2 separate regions of the Homo sapiens genome follow, and region 2 is linked to region 1. A link is a contact called in ENCODE Hi-C or POLR2A ChIA-PET data. All regions are on one chromosome and are shown on one strand. Each heading gives the region's core, a stretch centred on a gene start or an enhancer-like site at or near the end of the contact. The rest is flanking DNA. Distances are from core to core; before and after follow the strand shown.

What was found. A loop is a pair of places that touch in the nucleus more often than their neighbours do. ChIA-PET counts read pairs that join two places held with the same protein, here RNA polymerase II (POLR2A). Pooled maps may share reads with other maps.
Region 2: a loop to region 1 is called in a map of aorta, with 2.1 times the contacts of the local background. The contact joins the promoter of LINC01582 here to the promoter of ARRDC4 in region 1. A Hi-C loop is called at or near these places in 10 of 168 maps with a recorded cell type or tissue (IMR-90, K562, MCF 10A and 7 more) and 18 of 50 pooled maps. POLR2A ChIA-PET finds 5 or more read pairs at or near these places in 2 of 52 experiments (BJ and MCF 10A).

The regions. Positions count from the first base shown.
Region 1 is chr15:97,957,967-97,962,570 of GRCh38, forward strand. It overlaps ARRDC4 (arrestin domain containing 4), which reads left to right and starts at 2,737. Exons shown (of 8, transcript NM_183376.3): 1 at 2,737-3,202. The coding sequence starts at 2,896.
Region 2 is chr15:98,087,400-98,092,527 of GRCh38, forward strand. It overlaps LINC01582 (long intergenic non-protein coding RNA 1582), which reads right to left and starts at 1,354. Exons shown (of 4, transcript NR_120325.1): 1 at 1,299-1,354. RefSeq lists an enhancer at 4,417-4,978.

The sequences.
Region 1 (4,604 bases), core at 1,487-3,986:
CTATATTAATAGTAGCTGAACTCGAATATTCATTGTAATGTATACACAACAAAAATGGAATTTTATCTGTGAATGAGTTGAGTCACCATATAAATTAACTTCTCTCTAGTTATAGAATATTTTTTATTTAAATATCCTCTTTATGTCTGGCTGGGGCAGCTCTACGCTATAGCAAATTTGGCCAGACCCACTTAAGCCACTCAAATGGCTCTACAATGTTGACTGCTCAACAGCCATTTGCCCCTCTTCCTTGTTAACAGAGCTCTGATTGTGTCCAGCACCCAGAGAAGAATGACTGGTCTAAGTGAATTGTAAAAATCCTACTTATTTTTGCCAGTCAATAATCTATAGGTGTACATATGACTCAGTTTTGGCCAATGACATGTAAGAAGTCTGTTGGGGGCATCTGGGATATAAATATATCTTCTTTCTGAGAGAAAAGAGAATTTTTGTTTGCTTGCAGACCCTCCCTTGCTTTATGTGTTGAACTCTGTGGTGTAAGGAAGACAAGGAGACACTTAGAGCTGTGGTAATCCCTACTACGATGAAGGGAGCAGAGTATGTCAAAGAGAAAGATAAAAGGATTCTGATGAATCAATCTGAAGGGCCCATACTCTACTACTGACCTTTTCGTCTAGTAAACAAGAAATATTTTTAAAGGCAGAATGTGTGTTGGTCACACAGTCTGTTGTTACCTGTAGCCAAAACTATTGTTTGTTGTTGTTGTTTTGAGATGGAGTCTCGCTCTCTTACCCAGGCTGGAGTGCAGTGGCACAATCTCGGCTCACTGAAAACCTCCGCCTCCCGGGTTCAAGAGATTCTCCTGCCTCAGCCTCCCGAGTAGTTGCGACTACAGGTGCGAGCCACCACACCCAGCTAATTTTTGTATTTTTAGTAGAAACGGGGTTTCACCATGTTGGCCAGGATGGTCTCGATCTCTTGACCTTGTGATCTGCCCGCCTCGGCCTCCCGAAATGCTGGTATTACAGGTGTGAGCCACCATGCCTGGCTGGCCAAAACTGTTCTTAACTGAAATGAAAACAGAGAGTCTGGTCTTTCCCAGTACAGAATGCAAAACCTGCCATTTTGTCCTTTCATTACCGTTAGGACCATTGTCCTTTTCTCCCTCTCCCAGCCACTTAATTTGGAGGGAACCATTGCCTGGAGACAGTGAAAGTTTAGTAGAGTAAGAGGCAGAACACTATTCATGTATTGCAGAGCCAATACTACTACACGGTTAGGATACATCATTCAATCACTCAACATTTATTGAGCACTTACTGTATGCTAAGATCTGTGTTAGGCCCTAGAGGTCAAAAAACGAATGAGAACAAGTTCTGTGTTTCAAATGAGTGGGATGGATAATACATAGATAAACACGTAAGGTCACGTTGTGTTATATAAAAAAAAAAGTAGGCAGAGTAAGATCATGTAGGGAGCTATTCTAGACGAAATGGTCAGAGAATAGCAACTATTTCTGAACTTTACACAGAGCCTAATTTGTGACTTTTCCACTTTCTCTGAGAGGTAATAAGGAAATTTTGAACTTATAAAACTTTACTAAATCTCCACATTAATAATCTAAACTCAACGAGGGTAGTAGAGCAACCTTTACTTTGAGGTTTTTTTTTTAGGAAAATTGCTAAATTTCATTGTGAGATTAATCAATACATAACAGCTCACAAACGTGGCATGTCGATAAGGGGACAACTTAAAAGTTAAGAAAATGATGACCAGCTAATGACAGCTATGCAAGATGGTAAAAAACAGAACAGAGAAAAAATGGAAGGTTGAAAAGGAAAATGTAGCAGGACAAGCCGGAGGAAACTTGGGCGTGAGGAACAAGTCATCAAGGCAATTGGAAATTTCTGTGGATATGACAATGATGTCAGGAAACTTTCGGGTGGGGCAGAAACTTGAGTGACAGATGTTGTTCAAAAACAATGTGATTCATGATCTTATTTACAGCAGGAAGAATCAGAGTTCCAGCTATTCCTAACAGCGACACTGCGGAGCTTAGGAGGAGAACTCCTTAGGGGATGTATCAGGTTTAAAACCACAACCCTCATTTTTCTTATCTATGGCTCTTACATGGGCTGGGAATTCTGAAACCTGGGAGAGGCGGTGATCAAAAACCTGGAGGTTAGAAGATTCCAAGTCATTCATTAAAGTCCCGATGCGGCCGGCCCCCAAGATCTCAAAAGGAAATATTGCCGAGTTCCGTTTCCCAGAGCATCTATTTCCCCTCGAGTATTGCAGATGTAATCATAAACACAAGCCAGTTACAGCCACAACTTCATGCTTTAGCGAGAACCCAGTGGCTCCTGCAAAGTCCTTACGCTGCTAGAAACCCCGCCCCCGTTCGTAACTATGGGAACGGCTGACACGCTGAGAGCCGGAGATAACCCTGTTCCGCCCCCTCCCTGACAGATACTGTTTCCCACTGTCTGTCCACATGGGCGCACCGCCTCACTATTGGCCAGGGCTCCAGGACTGTGCCTGGCCTCAGCCAGTAAACGGCCTGTGCACGTGCACGCCGGAGCCTCCCGATTGGCCAACACTCCCTGATCACGCACGGCCTTCCTGCGCCCACCCACGCGTGGGAGCGCCAATGAAATGACTCAGTGACCATCTACAACAAATCAGCAAGAAGCAGGGCTCGCAGCTGACCAATGGCCGCCCGCCGGGGGTGGGCTGTCCCGGCCCTTTTCCAGGCCCAACTGGGTTTGTTAAAGCGACAGGCCTCTCGGCGAGCCGGTGCCCCATCGGGTACCGCACGGCTGCCGCGGCGGCCTTACCCTGCCGCGAGCGCCTGTGACAGCGGCGCCGCTGTGCTCGCGACCCCGGCTCCGGGCCTCTGCCGACCTCAGGGGCAGGAAAGAGTCGCCCGGCGGGATGGGCGGGGAGGCTGGGTGCGCGGCGGCCGTGGGTGCCGAGGGCCGCGTGAAGAGCCTGGGTCTGGTGTTCGAGGACGAGCGCAAGGGCTGCTATTCCAGCGGCGAGACAGTGGCCGGGCACGTGCTGCTGGAGGCGTCCGAGCCGGTGGCCCTGCGCGCGCTGCGCCTGGAGGCCCAGGGGCGCGCCACCGCCGCCTGGGGCCCGAGCACCTGCCCCCGCGCCTCGGCCAGCACCGCGGCCCTGGCTGTCTTCTCGGAGGTGGAGTACCTGAACGTGCGCCTCAGCCTGCGGGAGCCCCCGGCCGGTAAGCGCAGGCGAGCGCCTGGGGTTCCCCCGCCAGGCTGCGGGGCCGGGGAGGGGCTGGGAGGCCGCGCACCCTCGGGATGCCCACCTGGCAGGTGAGATCAGGGCGGGCTTCCGGGGGTGGGGTCCGGCCTACCCTCGCGGGTAAGGAGAGACCGCAAGTCCTGGGTGCGCAGCTCTTCCTGGCGCCCCGCCCCTGGCCCGCCGGGCCTGACCGGGACCAGTGGCTCGGGATTTTCTAGGACCGCGACGGGAGGGGGCCATTGGGTGCGGTGGGAACCTGTGATTGGACAATGGGGGATCCAGAAATCTAGGTCCTGTTCCTTCTGGTCCAAGAAAGGGACGGTGGAACCGGCGGCTATGAGGTTCCATTCTGCGGTGCCCGTGTCCTATGGCCTCCACTCCTCCCTATCCTGCATACGTTCTTGGTTCATGATGAATTAGCAGAAATTTGGTTTGGGGAATAGGGAAGTAGTTTCTGAGGGGTAGGAGTTCAAAGGAAGTGTTTTCCAGACTTGATCATCATGCTTGGTTTCCCTCTTCTGGGGAGCAGGGCAACTTAGTAAGAGTTGTACCTCTACCTGATACTGCTGCTGTTTCCTCCGCATCCTCTTCCTCCCCATCCTCCTCCTCCCCTCCTACCCGCTTCTTCCCCTCTCCCCCACTTCTCTCCACTCAAAATGCCTTTAGAGACAAGAGCATCAGGGCGTGTCGGGATTTCCCTTCCTGCTCACTTTGGTGAAGTCCAGTTCACAGTGTAGACTTTTCCAGAAGTACCCATGTGGGGACACACTACATGAGCGTTTCATTAATATTAGATACCAAAATTGGATCCCTTTAGTCACGAAAATACTAAGAACCATGAGTCTTACTCATTTCATGGATGGAAACTAGTTTAAACTTTTACGTTTTTGCCATGAGCTTTTATCTATCAAATAAAACAATGGTATGCACCTCCTCTCCTTGAAGAGTAAACGCATTATATCTATGTGCTATGTCTTATACAAAATATAATAGAATATGTGGTTTTGCCCTATCCTACTGTGGACACAGTGAACTCCTCGAGGTAAGTGATCATCTGAGTCATCCCAAAATTGTAGTGAGGAAAACTATATTTGGAACCAAAACTGCCTTTTGGATCAATGGGAACAGTGTGTTAGTGATAGTTCTTACTCCTTCATGCACTTTCCTCAGTATGGCTTCCAGGATCAACCCAGGCCCCAGTGGAAGCAGACAATACAATTTGCAAGATGGCCGAATGGAGTCAAGGACCTTGGGAGTGAGACATACATTGATTTTTGTCCAGGACTTTGGACTGTATCTCTGGGCCTATAACTGCTGAGTCAATAGATGTAAAATTAAAAGCAGTTGAACCTGGGATTAGCAATAAAAAACTGCTTTGG
Region 2 (5,128 bases), core at 104-2,603, 130 kb after region 1:
TCAGTTGCCACAAGTAACAAAGAGTACAGACTTTGTAGAATTAGTTCAAAAAAATTATTAAATATACAAAACAGCTAAAAAATTGCAGCACCAACAATATACTCTGGGGAGGGAGATAATGATTTTAAGAGGTGTCACAATGTATTATTTTAAGTAGTCATCAACAGAAATTACAAGGCATGTAAAGAAACAAAGTATGGCTCTATAATAGGAAATTAAGCAACTAATAGAAACGGTTCCGAGAAAGTACAGACTTTAGTCTTACTAGAAAATACTTTAAAATTGGTTATTTTAAATGTGCTCCAAGAGCTAACAGAATGTGTGTCTAAACAACTGCAGTAAATTATGAAAACAATGTCTCACCAAATGCAAATATTCACAAAGGGATCGAAATTACATATTTTTGAAAAATTTATAGAAATTCTGGAGTTAAAAAGTACAACTAAAATGAAAATTTCACTATAGGAGCTGAGCACAAAATTTGAAGAAGCAGAAGAGAGTATAGCAAACTTGAAGATAGGTCAATTGATATTATCTAGTTTGAAGAACAAGAAGAAAGAAAATGAACACAGCTTTGGAGGCCTTTGGGACATCAGCAACAAAGCAAGATGTAGATTAGAAGAACTTCAGAAAGAAGGGAGACAGAGAAAGGGATAGAAAGAATATTTGAAGAAATAACGAATCAAAACTTCCCAAACTTGATGGAAAACATCAATCTACATATCTAAGAAGCTCAACAAACTGCAAGTAGAGTAAACTCAAAGAGATACACAGTCAGACACATCATAATCAAACTGTTGAGAGAATCTTGAAAGCACGAGAGAGAGACAAGTCATGTTCAAGGATCCTCAGTAAGCTGATTTCTCACCATAAACCACGGAGGCCAGAAGATACTGGATGACATATTCAAAGAGCTGACCAATGTCAACAAAGAATTCTATGTCCAGCAATATTATCCTTCAAAAATAAAGAAAAAATTGGGACGCGGGGGCCCAGAGCTTTCGGGCAGGCCCAGCCATTGAAACCCGAGACGCGGGGAGGAGCTGTCGCTGCGCTCCGGGAGGAACGAGGGCGGCCCTGGGCCTGGCCAGAGCGGCTCCCCTTACCTGTGACTCAACAGGCGGCCTCAGCCTCCATCCTCGGGCTAGGCTGGCGCCGCGCCCCGCCCCGGAGGCTGTCCCTGTGCCCCTGGCGTCCTCCTCCCTCTCCCATTCCTCCCCAGGGGCTGCCCCCATTCCCCGCTCCCCGGCCCCTTCCCCTCCCCCAGGGTCACCACCCAAGTCTTCCCAGCTACCAACCCCTGGCTCCCCAGAGAGTTTGCAAAGATTGTGGGCTCCACCTTCCCTCCTGATTCGCCACCCGCAGGAGAATTTACTATTTCTCTTTCATTTGTGGGGAGAAGACACCGTTAACGCCCCCACCCCCCGCTCACACGCCCACCCTCGCCGGTGCCCCGGGCCTGAACGCGGCACATCTCAACCCCCTCCCACGCCCCTTCACACTTCTATTATTTCTGTTTCTTTGGACAAGAATCATTTGCGTTAATGATTTTTTTTTGAAAACGTTCAAGTTTCACTCCAGTAAGCTTCCTAGAAGGAAGGAGGAGGTGAGGGAGGAGAGAGAAGGAAGAGGAGGAGGAGGAGGCTTTGGCTGCAGCTGCGGCGAAGGCGGTTTTGGCGACTTTGGCGGCGAAAATTTAGACAGTTGAAAAATAGGCCAAAGCACACTGAACCTGCAGGACATCCCGTAATCTTTTCTGCCCATTTCAAAGTCTTTCCCTGTCCTCACCCAACTATTACAGGCCGCTTTTGCTGAAACCTGACAATGTCATTTAGTAAATGTTCAGCTAGTATTCATTTGAAATAGAAATAACCAACAGCAGGTAATTTCTTCTTGGCCTGTTTCTGCGTGTTATCCAAGGGGAGGTGGAATACAGTGGTGGTTTTAAAATGCCAGCAGCCTAGGAACCCAAAGGCCTCAGCAGCCTGGCACCTCCCCACCCCCCTGCGGCTCTTAGGGGCCGAAAGATTGAGGGTCGTGATCAACTCAGTATACCACTGGAGGCCACGTGAGTAAGCAGCAAACTGTTTCTCATGAGAGCAGGGTGTTGGCAAACTGACAACCTGTGTCTGCCGCCCAGAAGGACTGCTGAGGGCAGTCACCACCCAGGTGCAAGTGTTTAGGATTAGACACAACTGAAGCCTGTTAGTAATGAGAACTTGTGATAATCAAACAGCTGACCAGTCTTAGGGCCTCCTCCCTGCTCATTCTCCCAATGAATGCGAAGGGCTGTGGAAGCTCGGGGGGCTGCCTTCGCTCACTAGAAGCAGGGAGCTCCCTTCTTCCCGGTTTCCCCTTCCTTTAAAACAGATTTTTTTAATCATTTCTACGTTTGTCCTTTCGTTCAGTCCTGTAATGACGGTCTCAAGTAGTAACAATAACTGTCGTAGTGACGGTCTCAAGTAGTAACAGTAATAACTGTCATAGTGACGGTCTCAAGTAGTAATTGTGGCAGTCAGCCACAGACACACAGGACTAAAGGTTCATTAATGTCTGCTGTAAAAATGTAGAATATATTTCTTCAAGGTCTGAAGAAGTATACATTTTTTGATGTACGTTTTTGTCACATTTTTTAAAGTTCTCTTGTTTTTAAAAAATAACATGTATAGGGCCGGGCGCAGTGGCTCACGCCTGTAATCCCAGCACTTTGGGAGGCGCAGGCGGATGGACCACCAGGTCAGGAGATAGAGACCATCCTGGCTAACACGGTGAAACCCCGTCTCTACTAAAAATACAAAAAAAATTAGCCGAGCACCGTGGCGGGTGCCTGTAGTCCCAGCTACTCCGGAGGCTGAGGCAGGAGAAGGGTGTGAACCCGGAAGGCGGAGCTTGCAGTGAGCCAAGATCGCGCCACTGCGCTCCAGCCTGGGCGACAGAGCGAGACTCCGTCTCAAAACAAATTACATGTATAGTGAACAGTTCCTTTAAAATACGTGTGTGTGTGTGTATACAGCATATATAAAGAATAATGAACTGAAAAGTTCCCTGCTTCTCATTCAACTATTTCCAAAGTCAGTATTAGTCAAATACCTTCTTTCCTTTTAGTTTGAGTTTTGTGTCTCACATGAGTAACTTTAAACTACTCCAAAACTAGAAAATAATTCTTCTAAATTTACCTCCAGTACTTTTACTGTCTTGATTTTCAGATTTGAATTTTAATCCAATCATAATTCACTGACCTATATGGCATAAGGAATGGATCTAGCTATATCTCATGGTTCCCACACCATTAAATGGTATATTCTTTCTGCTACTAATTTGAATTATCTCTTTAACTATATATTAAATTCTCATACACATTCTAGCTATTTGATTGACAGTTTTCCTATTTCTACAACAATATTGCACTATTTTAATTACCCTAGCTTTTAACATATATTTGGATATCTGGGAAGGCAAGCCAGTTGCATCTAGTCTTTTAACATTGGTTTGCATTAACATTTTTAAAGTTTTGAACCTTCCCATTACAGAACATGGCATCCTTTCATTTATTCGGGTCTTCTATGTTTTTTTTCCTAAAGTTCCAGGTTTTTTTTCTTTTTTTTTTTTTTTTTGGAGACGGACTTTCGCTCTTGTTGCCTAGGCTGAAGTGCAAAGGTACAATCTCCGCTCATTGTAACCTCCGACTCCTGGGTTCAAGCCATTCTCCTGCCTCAGCCTCCCAAATAGCTAGGATTACAGGCACGAATCACCACGCCCGGCTAATTTTTGTATTTTTAGTAGAGAACAGGGTTTCACCACGTTGGCCAGGCTTGTCTGGAACTCCTGACCTCAGGTGATCCACCTGCCTCGGCCTCCCAAAGTGCTGGGATTACTAGCGTGAGCCACCGCACCCCGCCAGTTCCACAGTTTTCCACAAAGGCATCTCATACATTTCTTGCCATGTTTATTCCTAGAGATTTCTGATATTTGCAGGGCATTGTGGATGGGCTCTTTTCCCCAATTACATTAGAATTAGTTATTGCTGATATATAAGAAAACTCTTAGGCCCCGAGAGGTGGCTCCCACCTGTAATCTCAACACTTTGGGAGGCCAAGGCAGGAAGCTCACTTGAGGCCAAGAGTTCAAGACCAGCCGGGGGAGGAGCCAAGATGGCCGAATAGGAACAGCTCTGGTCTACAGCTCCCAGCGTGAGCAACGCAGAAGACGGGTGATTTCTGCATTTCCATCTGAGGTACCGGGTTCATCTCACTAGGGAGTCCAGACAGTGGGCGCAGGCCAGTGGGTACGTGCACTGTGCGCCAGCCGACTCAGGGCGAGGCATTGCCTCACTCGGGAAGTAAAAGGGGTCAGGGAGTTCCCTTTCCTAGTCAAAGAAAGGGATGACGGACAGCACCTGGAAAATCGGGTCACTACCACCCGAATACTGTGCTTTTCCACGGGCTTAAAACACGGCGCACCAGTAGATTATAACCCGCACCTGGCTCGGAGGGTCCTACGCCCACGGAGTCTCGCTAATTGCTAGCACAGCAGTCTGAGATCAAACTGCAAGGCGGCAGCGAGGCTGGGGGAGGGGCGCCCGCCATTGCCCAGGCTTGCTTAGGTAAACAAAGCAGCCGGGAAGCTCGAACTGGGTGGAGCCCACCACAGCTCCAGGAGGCCTGCCTGCCTCTGTAGGCTCCACCTCTGGGGGCAGGGCACAGACAAACAAAAAGACAGCAGTAACCTCTGCAGACTTAAATGTCCCTGTCTGACAGCTTTGAAGAGAGCAGTGGTTCTCCCAGCACGCAGCTGGAGATCTGAGAACGGGCAGACTGCCTCCTCAAGTGGGTCCCTGACCCCTGACCCCCGAGCAGCCTAACTGGGAGGCACCCCCAAGTAGGGGCAGACTGACACCTCACATGACCCCGTACTCTAACAGACCTGCAGCTGAGGGTCCTGTCTGTTAGTTTTCCTTCTAACAAACAGAAAGGACATCTACACCAAAAACCCATCTGTACATCACCATCATCAAAGACCAAAAGTAGATAAAACCACAAAGATGGGGGAAAAAACAGAACAGAAAAACTGGAAACTCTAAAAAGCAGAGCACCTCTCCTCCTCCAAAGGAACGCAGTTCCTCACCAGC